2 separate regions of the Homo sapiens genome follow, and region 2 is linked to region 1. Evidence: chromatin contacts called from ENCODE Hi-C data. All regions are on one chromosome and are shown on one strand. The core of a region is the stretch at or near the end of the contact, and the rest is flanking DNA. Distances in the headings are between cores, read along the strand shown.

What was found. A loop is a pair of places that touch in the nucleus more often than their neighbours do.
Region 2: a map with no recorded cell type shows a loop between it and region 1 (5-fold over the local background). The contact joins two enhancer-like sites. A Hi-C loop is called at or near these places in 1 of 37 single-sample maps with no recorded cell type.

What each region holds. Positions count from the first base shown.
Region 1 is chr3:24,182,728-24,189,229 of GRCh38, reverse strand. All of the region lies in intron 5 of THRB (thyroid hormone receptor beta), which reads left to right. The region is part of intron 3 of THRB-AS2 (THRB antisense RNA 2); the gene reads right to left. Among named protein-coding and RNA genes, the nearest start is that of THRB-AS2, 35 kb to the right of the region's middle. Within about 2 kb of position 3,294, at least 5 of the 41 ENCODE cell types and tissues checked have a DNase peak (open chromatin) inside an H3K27ac peak, as active enhancers do.
Region 2 is chr3:25,444,835-25,451,321 of GRCh38, reverse strand. The region is part of intron 1 of RARB (retinoic acid receptor beta); the gene reads right to left. Among named protein-coding and RNA genes, the nearest start is that of RARB, 20 kb to the right of the region's middle. RefSeq lists an enhancer at 407-907. Within about 2 kb of position 2,126, at least 20 of the 41 ENCODE cell types and tissues checked have a DNase peak (open chromatin) inside an H3K27ac peak, as active enhancers do.

The DNA of each region.
Region 1 (6,502 bases), core at 2,045-4,544:
GTTTTAAATTGTGTTTTGAAAATCTCACAATCATATACCAAAACATAATAAAGTTTGCAAAGACTCCCATTTACAAGGCATGAAGGACTTACACAGCTGCTCTACTTTGAACATATACACATGATTATATTTATCCTTCATATAAAAGAACTGGTCTTTTAGGTTTTCTGAAAATGCTTTGAAAGCTCCTGGGAATTACCAGTTTACCTGGGAAATTGAGTGTTTCAGTTGGAAATAGAGTTATTCAAAAGTAATAGTGAAATAGTGTTCTGAGCTCTGATTTGAGTGCAGTCAAAACTATACATGTCCCTTTGGAAAGGTTTGTATTTGGACTCTCTTTCTCTCATATATATATATATATATATATATATTTGAGGAGATCTGAGAAATTGAAAGGGCTATATAGAAAAAAAAGCAAAATAAAGTTTTTCAAAGGAGTCAGGATGTAGGACGTATGTGTGTGTGTGTGTGCACGTGTGTGCGTGCGCAAAATACATTTGTTTGCAATACAATTGAGATTTACTCTTAGCGTATGTGGCCAGATTGTATCTCAACATTGTATGGGCTGGCACTAAAACCATGTCAGTTTACGGTGAAACGCCAACAGAAAACTCTAGCATCCTTGTGATCTAATAATGTCATAAACCCAATTTGATTCACTCACAATTGATACCAATATTCATTCATTTATTCATTCATAGAGTCCATCTATGTCTCTATCAATCATTTAAAATAAATCTATGCATCTTAAAAGCAAAAGGAAACAGTCTCTGTTTGAATACAAGATGCTTAGTAGAGTGGTTAAGACCACAAATATTTGAGACTGATCTATTTGAGCTAGAATCCTAGCCTTTCTACTTTCTGTCCTTGAGCAAACTTATAAGATTGTTAATACAATTAAATAAGATGATGTATTTAAGCATTTAGCAAAGTACCTGACTTATAGTGCTCTCTGAATAGCAACTGTCATTATTATTGTGATCCTTATTATTAGGTATGCATTATTAAGTCATATAAATACTTTGAACTATGCTGTGAGCCTGGTAAGAAATGAAGCAAGAGGAGAATTTCAGATAGATGTGGGGTAGGACATGAGGCTTCAGGGACGTTAGAGTTGATAATTTATTTTGCATTCATTCAACTCTTTTTCACTGAAAGTCAGAGATGTAATGAGAAAATATAATTAAATTATTAAAGTCCTTCCTCAAGATCCTAATATTAACAGGAAAACAGCTAAAATAACTCTCCCATGTTTTCCAGAGTAACCACCAGGGTCCACCTTGACATAGGCATGAGGCAATGCCTTGGTTCAGCATAAAAATGCCACCAGGAAACCTGTGTCATCTTGGTCCAAGAAACTTATAAATACCATTCATTCAAAATGGGCACATGTGTTGAGTGAGGCAGCAGTGAGTCCAGGACAGCAACAAGATTATACAGTCTTTCCTTATAGAGTTGGTTCTCCATCTGCTCTGCTTGTCAGCTCTATATAGTTACTATGAAGAGAGTTATATTTTGATGTTCATCCATGTTGGGCATTTATTTCCTAGATGGCTGTGTATCCCACAAGAATGCTTGACATCTCAGTCTTGGGCTAGTAATCTATGCATTCACTCATCGGTGTTTATTGAGTGCCTACTGTATACAGGATATTGCCCTTGATGTCCAAGCATAAGAAAATGGCAGCAGGGCCAAAAGGACATCCAACTAGCCCTATTCCAAGGACCCCATGTAGAAATGATACGAACAAAATAGTCCTGAGGATACAAAAGTTAATTCTGCACAACAGGATCCAAAGAACAAATTGACTTCCTTGAAGCTGTGCAGTGAGCCCATCTGCCAGATCAGTCATCTAGCCAGGCTAGACCAGTGCACTTCTAAGCGTGGTTTGGGGACTGGCACTCTTCTGCAAAGTGGTTATTACCATTTCTATTGATGCAAATACAGAAACTGAGAGTAAGCTTTAGGAACTTTTATAGCAGTTTGACATTGCCACTGGCATCCAAATGCATGATCAGTGAATTCATTTCACTGAACAGGATATAGACAGTTAGTTGGGGATTGTCAAACTTGCCTGGTCAGTCACATGTGGTTTGAACTATGTAAAAGTCCTGTGCAGTAGAACCATGTATTGCTCCATAATGGACCAGATTTTTAAAATAGTCTTTCACTTCAAATAGTTGATAGTACTCTAAATATTGTTTCTTTAGGGTTTTGGGTAGCTATCTAAGGTTTTGTTTTTCATTTTGTTCTGAATACTGCTTTTTTTTTTTTTTTTTTTTTTTGAAATGGAGTCTTGCTCTGTTGCCCAGGATGGAGTGCAGTGGCGCAATCTCGGCTCACTGCAACCTCTACCTCCCAGGTTCAAGCAATTCTCCTGCCTCAGCCTCCTGAGTAGCTGGGATTACAAGCATGCACCACATGCCCAGCTAATTTTTGTATTTTTAGTAGAGACAGGATTTCGCCATGTTGGCCAGGCAGGTCTCAAACTCCTGAGCTCAGGTGATCCACCCACCTCAGCCTCCCAAAGTGGTGAGATTACAGGCATGAGCCACTGCACCCGGCCTTACTGCTTTTATTTTAACCTGCATATACCTATGCTTCTGTCTGCTGTAAGCATCCTAAGTGAATTAATTGGTAACACATTTAATTAGAATGAGAGCTATGGAAGAGCCCTTACATTCTGTTGCAGATCTCACAACAGATCTCTGTTGAATCTGCTGGAGTATCAGAGGCTATTTTAACCAGGAGCAAGTGACCCATTCCCTTCTGCAACTCACCCCACCCACCCACACCCGCTCTTTCCATGCCACACTTCCTTGGCACTTTAATCACAATTTGAACCAATTGCTCAGCCATAAGGACCACATCCTACTCCTTGTCCTCCTCCTCCCTTCCCAGTCTGAGACGATATATCCAGTGCTACTGAAAGTGTGGTAGTACCAATCAGTGGCACTAGGAGAACCTGGAGCTTGGTAGAAATAAGATTCTCAGGCCCCACCCAGACTAGTGAATCTCTAGAGAGGGGCCCAGCCTTCTATGTTCTTGCCAGCCCAGTGCAGATTCTTAATACCTGGGTATCATGACGAGCTTGAAAATACTCTTCAACTCGTTGCACAGGAAAGGGTCTGCCACCTGGTGGGCACTTAGGAAATGTGCATTTTTCTTCCCTTCCCTGACTGCACGTGGGGAGCCACTTGAGTCCCTCCATTCTTGGTTGGGCCTGTCTTTGGGCCTAGCTTATCTCAATTGCCAGCTGGAAGGTCTGCTTAGTCACTGCCTAATAACAGATCACCCTGGGACTTGAGCCCTTCTGAGAACCCCACACTGTTTGACTGGGGCCCTGATCCTCCCCTGAAGTCTTACAAGGCTTCACCCCTCTACCCTCTCATGCCCTACTGTACTTCTCTCTGGGAACCACAGGGTCTCCCCAGTCCCACAAGGATGGGCTCTAGACGGATGCATGGATCCCTGGAGCTGGACCTAACCAGCCCTGCTGAACCCAGGCAGTCAGGCCTTTACACTTTTATGTCAATCAGGGACCTCCCTGAAACAGTGAAACCCAAGGGGAGAAACAAGGCAGGGACTCACCCACCTCCCTGGTGGACTCAGAAAAAGGAGAGCAGCCATCAGTGATCTCACAGAAATGTCTCTGTGCTTAATATTTTTAAAACTGATTCTCAGATACCCAGGAAGGCAAGAGGGAATCAGTTAAAATAATTTTAAGAACAAGTTACTTCCTCTCATTATAAAAGCCTATATATGTTCATGGTAGAAAAAAAATTTCTACAAATTTTTAAAATTGCAAATAATGTTTTAAAATCAGTTGAAGTTCTATTCCCCAAGGGTAAGCACTGCACATTCTTATTACATTTCAGTCTTTTCTCTGTGCATGTGTATTTTTTATAAACCTGGGATCATACTAGGCATACCATTTTAACCAGCTTTTAATGCCTAGCAATATATCATGAACATTTTCCCATGTCATTAAATATTCTGAGTCCTGACTTTCATTGGCTATAGATTATTCTTCTTTATAGATGTATCATACTTTATTAAACCAGTCCTCAAGATTTAGACAAGTTAAAGTAATTTTTTAAACAATATCTTATGTCAGCAAAGGGGAAAACTATTAATTCATGCTCTTCATAAAGACAAAAAAAATGAATCAAATCAGTGATGACAATTTCAAATGATGTGCCATTCTCATTTACCAAAATAACAAAGTGTCTTAAAAGTTGGAGACATAAATGCAAGTCATTGTGTGCATTATAATCCTTCATGTTAGACATTCACATTTTCAGCAGATGATTGCTATCTTTGTCCTTAAGTAAAATACAAGGGCATCTCCAGGTGAATGAGTATTTTAAAAGGTGGAGGATTAAAAAGCTTGTGCCCTTCCGCCAGTACTACCATCTGCTCCATCCATCTCTGCTCTCTACTCTGCCCCACTCATCATACATCAGGATCTGCAGTCCCAACTGAGAGTGCCAGTGATTCTTATACCTCAAGGGCACTCTGGGAACCTTAGCAATCAACATGAGAACGATGGCTCTCTCCCCACTGTGGGCATATGTCAGATAGCTGTGTGATTTGATACTTCAAAGGCAGGGACGAGTACCCCATACGTATACTGGGGCAGACAGAAATAGAAAGCCAAGGGGGAGAAAAGCTACTCACGAGATTGGAGGGAAGAAAAAACAAAAAACTGGAAACAGCAATGTCAAAGGGAGGTAGATATCAGAAATTCAAGGCCCTGGTTCATCTAACTTCAGTTTTCGTTGAGATGCACACAGAGCAGAGGATGGACCACCCCACGCTTTCCAAGGCCAACTGAACAGTGTCTGTCACGCCAAAGGATGCAGACGTACCCAACCATACCTCTCATCATACTCTGTCCCAGGGAAATACTTACACAGGGCACAAGTCTGTTCAAACATGTTCTTTGCATCTTTGTTTTTTGTTACTGATAAACTGGAAGCGATCTAAATGTCTGTCCACTGGGGAATGTTCCAATAAATTGTGGTACATCCAAAGCATTCACCAGAAAAATTAAAAACAGGCTTTTTTAAAAGAAGTGATTTTAGGAATACTTATTGAAAGTAAGCATGCATTAAGAATAGTGTAATCCCATTTATAACGTTAAAAGTCTATATAATTGTGTGTTTACAAATGTGCACAGAAAAAAGTTCCCAGATATACATCAAACTTGTTTCAGTAGATACCTTAGAAAAGGGCGGAATAAGAAGGATTAACTCCATATGCAACCACATTCAAAAATCTTTACAAGAACGTATTAATAAATATTAATGAATGTATTAATGAATAATGATGTGCATAAATTTGTTTAATGTTATTATCATATGCTTTACAGTTAGGCTTCAGTTTATTTCTTGCTCTTTAAATCATCAGCTCAGGGAAAATTTTTTAACCTCTGTAACCCTCAGTCCATTTAGTTTTAAACAGAGGAATAATATCTAGCTTTCAGATTTGTTGTAAAGATGAAAGATATTTCAATGAAGGATTTAATTTAAAAAAAAAAAAAAAAAAGATGAAAGGCCAGGCGCCGTCGCTCACACCTGTAATCCCAACACTTTGGGAGGCCGAGGCAGGTGGATCACTTGAGGTCAGGAGTTTCAAGACCAGCCTGGCCAACATGATGAAACCCTGTCTCTACAAAAAATACAAAAAAAAATTAGCTGGGGATGGTGGCGTGTGCCTGTAATCCCAGCTACTCAGGAGGCCGAGGCAGGAGAAGCGCTTGGAACCCAGGAGGCAGAGGTTGCAGTGAGCCAAGATAGCGCCATTGCACTCCAGCCTGGGCGACAGAGTGAGACTCTGTCTCAAAAAAAAAAAAAAAAGAAAAGAAAAAAGAAAAAGAAGAAAAGAAAAAAGATGAAAGATAATATGTATAAAGCCCCCAACATAGTGCCTGACACTTAGGAGAGACTAAACAATGATAACTGTTCTTAGAATATAAACACACCTCTTAGCCTTGTGCCCACCTCCTCCAGTTTTTGCCACCCTTTCTGACCTTGAAATACATTGAACTATATAAAAATAAATGAAGGGACGCCAAACAAAACATCATGTGCACAGCTCTAGTAGAGGCATAAACAGTTGAAAAAAAAGTCCATAGCAACAACCAAAGTATTTTTTTTCTCAGACTCTTTTAAAATTTAAAACTTTAAATAAGAAATCAAGGGGAAAATGAAGTAGCTGAACTGGAATTCTAACTCAGGCAATCTGGCCCCAGGGTCAGAGCTCTCTACAGTTATAATCCCCTATGACTTTAAAGGGTAAGAACATTCCAGACCCAAAGGAAAGAATTTGAAACTGCAGAGGAAATACTGCTCTACTGTCAGGTAAAGATGCAGGGTGGTCAGACTTGCTGTGATGGGAGCAGTAGAGGTCAGCACGTATCTACTTATACAGTCCGAGGTCATATTCTGGTGCTGCCATTTACCAGCCATTGAAACTTGGGCAAGTCACTTTGTTTGAG
Region 2 (6,487 bases), core at 877-3,376, 1.3 Mb before region 1:
CCATAGAGTTTTATTTCTCTGAGCCCTAGTCCTTCTTTGCTGAAAATGCAGATAATCCTGATTTCTGTTGGTAAACCAGAGACAACGTTTGCAATTTGCCTGACACACAGTAAGTGCTCAATAAATGATAGCCAACCTTCACCTCCACTTTTCCCCTCCTCCCACAAACACATTTCCCTTCCACCTTCCTTAATCTAGGGCAGGGTTTTTTTTGTTTTTTTTCTGAGATGGAGTTTTGCTCTTGTTGCCCAACCTGGCATGGGCAGCCATGCCATGGCACGATCTCAGCTCACTGCAACCTCCGCCTCCCGGGATCAAGAGATTCTCCTGCCTCAGCCTCCCAAGTAGTTGGAATTAATAAATGTGCGCCACCACGCCCGGCTATTTTTTTGTATTTTTAGTGGAAACCGGGTTTCACCATGTTAGCCAGGCTCGTCTCGAACTCCTGACCTCAGGTGATCCTCCTCCTTGGCCTCCCAAAGTGCTGAGATTACAGGCGTGAGCCACCGCACCCGGCCGGGTAGGGGTTTTTAGCCAGCACCATTTTGTCTCTCACGGGACATTCTGCAACATCAGGAGACATTTCTGGCTGTCACAATTGGGGGCTGCTCCTGGCATCTAGTAGGTAGAGGCCAGGGATGCTACAAAACATCTCACAATGCCCAGGACAGGCCCCTCCTACACAACAAAGAATTATCTGGCCCCAATTATAGATAGTGCTGAGGTTGAAAAACACTGATCTAGGCTGAGGATACTACTGGTGGGGAGACTCTGGGACCAAAGAGTGGGGACAACAAAGAAAATACTACAGCTCTGGAGAAATGGAAACTGCAGAGTCCTACAATGCAGATGGTATGAGCTCAGTTCCTAATTCTGCCTCTTACTAGCAGTCACTTATCCTTCCTGATCCTCAGAAAAATTGAGATGACAACCACGCTTACTACATTGCAGGATTTACACTTTGTAAACTATAAAAAGTATAAAAACATGTAAAAATAATAGCTAATGCTTTATTATTAGAAATTTATTAATTATTATTTATTATCTGGGGAAAAGTGGATTAAGTCCGTATCAATAATGCGACTAATATGGTCACCACAGAAAACAACAGAACCATCTCCAGAGTCTAGTCAAACATTTCAACAATAGTAATCACTAACACTCATGGAGCATATACTGTAGGCTAGTCATGCTCCTTCACTCTACTCTAAGCATTTTTCATCTATTAGTACATCTGATCCCCAGAGTGACCCAATAAGAGAGCTAGTCTTGGCCAGGCGCAGTGGCTTAAGCCTGTAATCCCAGCACTTGGGAGGTTGTGGCGGGTGGATCACTTGAGGACAGAAGTTTGAGACCAGCCTGGCCAACGTAGTGAAACCCCATCTCTACTAAAAATACACACAAAAAAAATTTGTGGTGGCGTGCGCCTGTAATCTCAGTTACTCGGGAGGCTGGGGCAGGAGAATTGCTTGAACCCAGGAGGTGGAGGTTGCAGTGAGCCGAGATCGCACCATTGCACTCTAGCCTGGGCAACACAGCAGGACTCCGTCTAAAAAAAAAAAAAAGAGAGAGAGAAAGAGATTGCTAGTCTAGTTTTACTATTTCTTTTTGACAGGCAAGAAGAAACCAGAGGTATAATGTGGTTAGGTAACTTGTTCAAGGCCATACAGCTGCTAAATAAAAAGCATGGATTTGAACTTAAATGGTCTTAAGTTCAAGGGAATGGGTCTGACCCCCATGTTGAGAGAAGACTATGACATCCCCTCTTAGGACTGTGCAGAACTCCTGTCACAAGCAGCTGTCCCTGGCAGGAAGTTTTAGAGTATGCAGGGTACGTCTAAGTCAGACAGACAGACACACAGTTAACCCAGCATAAAGAACAAAAGTAAAACTGGAAAATTCAAAAGAAAGAAGTTAAGGAGACAGAAATAATGCCCTGTTTTCTTTCCAGTCAGAGCAATAAAATAGGAAAGTCCCCCAGAAGCAAACACAGGAATTAGAAGGCACACACAAACACACTCACTAACCCCTTCTGCATGTTCCCTGCTGAGAACCCAGCCCTCAGCAGGGAGAATGGCAGCAGCTAAGACCAAGATTCCAAAGGCCTCTGGCGGCAGTCCAACGGCGTGTGGCTGAACACTGTCAGGAGCAGTCACTCAGGCCAAATGGAGTCTGCACAACCACCAGCTCCAGGGCTCTTCGGGGAGGCAGAGGAGGAGAGGACTCTGAGCCCCCAGCCCCTACGCAGGTTCTCCTTCCCTCACCTGAAGGCCACATATACTCCCTTAACCAAAATTTATTTGGCACAAGAATGAACCCAATATCCAGAATTGGTTGTGCAATAGCTTTTCTGTCACTGTCTACAGAACTAGCACGCCCCAAATGAGGGGCTGAATGACTCTTTTCCCAAGATGTCTGGGGATTGCGGGGGTGGAGGGGGGTGAGAGGAGTAACTTGAAGTAGACACTGAACATCCTTACTGTGCCCTCTACTTGGCTAATACATAATGCATCAGTTCAAAGGATGCACTTGATATTTCATTTGAAAAGATTCTCGGCCGGGCACGGTGGCTCACGCCTATAATCTCAGCAGTTTGGGAGGCCAAGACAGGCGGATCACCTGAGACTGGGAGTTTGAGACCAGCCTGACCAACATGAAGAAACCCTATCTCTACTAACAATACAAAATTAGCTGGGTGTGGTGGTGCATGCCTGCAATCCCAGCTACTCGGGAGGCTGAGGCAGGAGAATTGCTTGAACCTGGGAGGCAGAGATTGTGGTGAGCCGAGATCATACCACTGCACTCCAGCCTGGGCAACAAGAGTGAAACTCTGTCTCAAAAAACAAAAAGAAAGAAAAGATTCTCAAGTTTCTATATAGAACTGTTCAAACTACAGGAATGCTACATTGTTGGTTATTTTTTTTCCTTCAGAGCAGTGATTCCTAGGTATGAGAAAGCTAAGAGTTTCAAAGTGCTTTAGCATTATTTCTTTTTTAAAAATGTTAAGAAAATCTTGAAAAAATAATTCAAAGACATTTTCACCAACCTTCCAATTGAGAGCAGTCCCCCAAGGTTCAGGTCTTTTTTTGATATTCCCGAAACTTGTCCACCTTTATAGGCAAGTTGTCTGAGGCATATGGTTGGAAGTATGAACTCGGGAGTCGGCCTTCCTGGATTCAAATCCTCACTCTCCTACTTACTGGCTGTGTGACTTTTGGAAAGTTACTTAACCTCTCTGAGCCTCAATTTCTGCTTGTATAAAATGATAGTATATTCTTCATTGCATCATTGTGAGCATTAAATAACATCATTTTAAAGTACTTTGCACAATGCCTGCCACATAATAGTGTTACACAAGCAATTATTATCATTATTGTATCATGCTTATGCTGATGAATCTCAATGCTATTCACCTTCCCTTCTTTCCCCATCTTGATTTGGTGACCTTCACTTCCATTTTCCCTCTCAAAATAATTTTCCCTTCTGATGTACCTAAGAGATTCTCTAAAAACTAATGTGAGGAAAGCAAGTCATGTCAGTTTTCCCTCTCTCAGCTGTCCTTTCCTTCCCAGGCCCACAGGCATTAATCAGAAGTGCTCTCATTCCTCGTAGGATTTCCTGGCCAATCCCCAATCCAGGCTGCCTAGCCCCCTCAGAAATGGCTTCTTTAAACCCCTCTTTACCACAGCGATCTCTCATTGGAGAGCCTTCAATTGCTGTTCAAAACCCAAAGTCCCAAATCATTGCAAGGACCAAGGTGGTTTGGGGAGCAGAAGGCAGTGATTATCAGTCAGCAACATCAACTGCTGACAAACATTTATTGAGCACCTGCCAGGGACCAGACCCCTTGATACATGCTGGTTTATAAAGAAGTTAGAATACACTATCTCCTGCCCACGCAAACAGACAACTGAAAAATGCCACAAGGCAAACATGGCCCCAGCTAGAAAAAGGATCTGATGGGGGTCAGAGGCTGTCATGAGTGGGTGTGTTACTAGCATACACAAAGATTTTGGCGGCCTTGACTTTAAATACTCAGGGCTAAAAGAGTGTCCAGTACATATCAAAAGTTCAATCAGTGTTGGTTAAAAAAAAAAAGAATTAAAAAAATGAAATCTGCATACAAATCCTTACATGTGATGTGAAATAAATACTTTCAGCCAGTTCAGCAGAATCTGCCAACAGCACACTTTATATGGCGGGGGACAACTTGAGGGGTGTTTTCACACACATTACCCCATTTGCTGCCTCCTAACAAAAGTGTGAAGAGCAAGGATTATTAACACGATCAGTTTTTTTTTTTCTTTTTTTAAATCTCTGTTATTCACCTGAGGAAACTGAAGCTTAGAGAAGTTAAATGACTTGGCCAAGGTCACACAGTTAGGAAATGAACTGAAAGTGAGTTCATCCCCTGAATCCACACGCAAGATTAGTATAAATGAGAAACCAAGTACACATTTATATTCCTAACAGTCCTATTCATTTTTTAATTTTTTTTTTTTTTTTTTTTTTTTTTTTTGAGACGGAGTCTGGCTCTGTCACCCAGGCTGGAGTGGAGTGGTGCAATCTCGGCTCACTGCCAGCTCCGCCTCCCGGGTTCACGCTATTCTCCTGCCTCAGCCTCCCAAGTAGCTGGGACTACAGGCGCCTGCCACCACGCCCGGCTAATTTTTTGTATTTTTAGTAGAGATGGGGTTTCACCGTGTTCGCCAGGATGGTCTCAATCTCCTGACCTCTTGATCTGCCCGCCTCGGCCTCCCAAAGTGCTGGGATTACAGGCGTGAGCCACTGCGCCCGGCCCATTTTTTAATGTTTTAAGGCAGGGTCTGCAAATTTTGTAAATGGTCAGATAGGAAATACTTTAGGCTTTGTGGGCTGTCTGGTCTCTGTCACAGTCATTCAACTCTGCCCCCCATGGGGGAAGGCAGTCACAGACAAAATGTAAATGTATAGGTGTGACACATTCCAAGAAAGCTTTATTTACAAAATCCAGATTTGGTGTAGTTTTCAGCCCAGCTTTAAGATAAAGGAAATAAAAACTATTCCTCCTAACAGTGACTGTACATGTTACTATAAAATTCATGCATTTCCTCACTTCCAGGGTAAAGACAGAGGATGACAGCCATATGTCACAGAGACGTGGGTAATATTTTAAAGATACTAACACTACAGTGTGTTGTAAGGGCTACACATTTTCTTCAAAACCTCATGTATACATTTTTATTAGTTAGGGAGGTCAATATGTCCGCCATAAATACATTTTAAAATTCCTTCCCACATATTCTGTCTATTGGGATTATTTATCATGCTTTGTTCCCTGGCGTAGAGCCAGGGAGAATATGGGAGTTTTAATACCTTTAATCCATTACATGGATTTTTTTAGAGCTCCATAAGACAAAATGAAATGCACTCTCATGGTCATATATGCAATAAACCTGGTATGTCACTTAATATTTCATGTCCCATTTAATATTTCAGTTGTAACTGTTCCCAGCTTTCAACGTCCAAAATGACACAATTCCAGCCATCTTTTCGCTCCAATTGCTTTTTTGTTCTTGTTTAGAGAACTCCTGACAATTTATAAATAATAACTCTCACTGTGGACTTTGAGAGGCAATTATTATTGCTCTCTGATATTCCTTATTATTTTTTTTTGAGAAGGAGTCTCACCCTGTCACCCAGGCTGGAGTGCAGTGGCGCGACCTCGGCTCACTGCAACCCCTGCCTCCTGGGCTCAAGCAATTCTCCTGCTTCAGCCTCTCGAGTAGCTGGGACTACAGGCGTGCCCCCACCATGCCAGGTTAATTTTTTGTATTTTCAGTATAGACAGGGTTTCACCATGTTGGCCAGGCTGGTCTTGAACTCCTGACCTCAAGTGATCCACCTGTCTCGGCCTTCCTAAGTGCTGGGATTACAGGCGTGAGCTATGCGTCCGGACTGCTCTTTGATATTCTGAAGAAGTATGAAATAACTGTCTACTGACATATGCCACCCAGTTTACGGCAACGTGGTGAACTGGTCATGCTTATTTTAATTAGGCCATGTTAACCTTGTTTTGAAAAGGAGGTGTTTGGCTGGGCGGGGTGGCACATGCCTGTAATCCTAGCACTTTGGGAGGCTGAGGCGGGCAGATTGCCTGAGCTCAGGAGTTCAAGAGCAGCCTGGGCAACACAGTGAAATTCCGTCTCTACTAAAATACAAAAAATTAGCCAGGTGTGGTCATGTGTGCTTGTAATCCCAGCTACTCAGGAGGCTGAGACAGGAGAATCACTTGAACCCGGGAGGCGGAGGTTGCACTGACCTGAGATCGTACCACCACACTCCAGCCTGGGCGACAGAGCAAGATTCTGTCTCCAAAAAAAAAGAAAAAAGAAAAGAGGTGTTCATTCATTTCTCCAGCTAACTGATATGGTAACACTGGTCTCTAAAGATGGTCTGCTCAATACACCTCACCTCCTGTAATGCAATGGGTCTCTTTTTCTCAAAT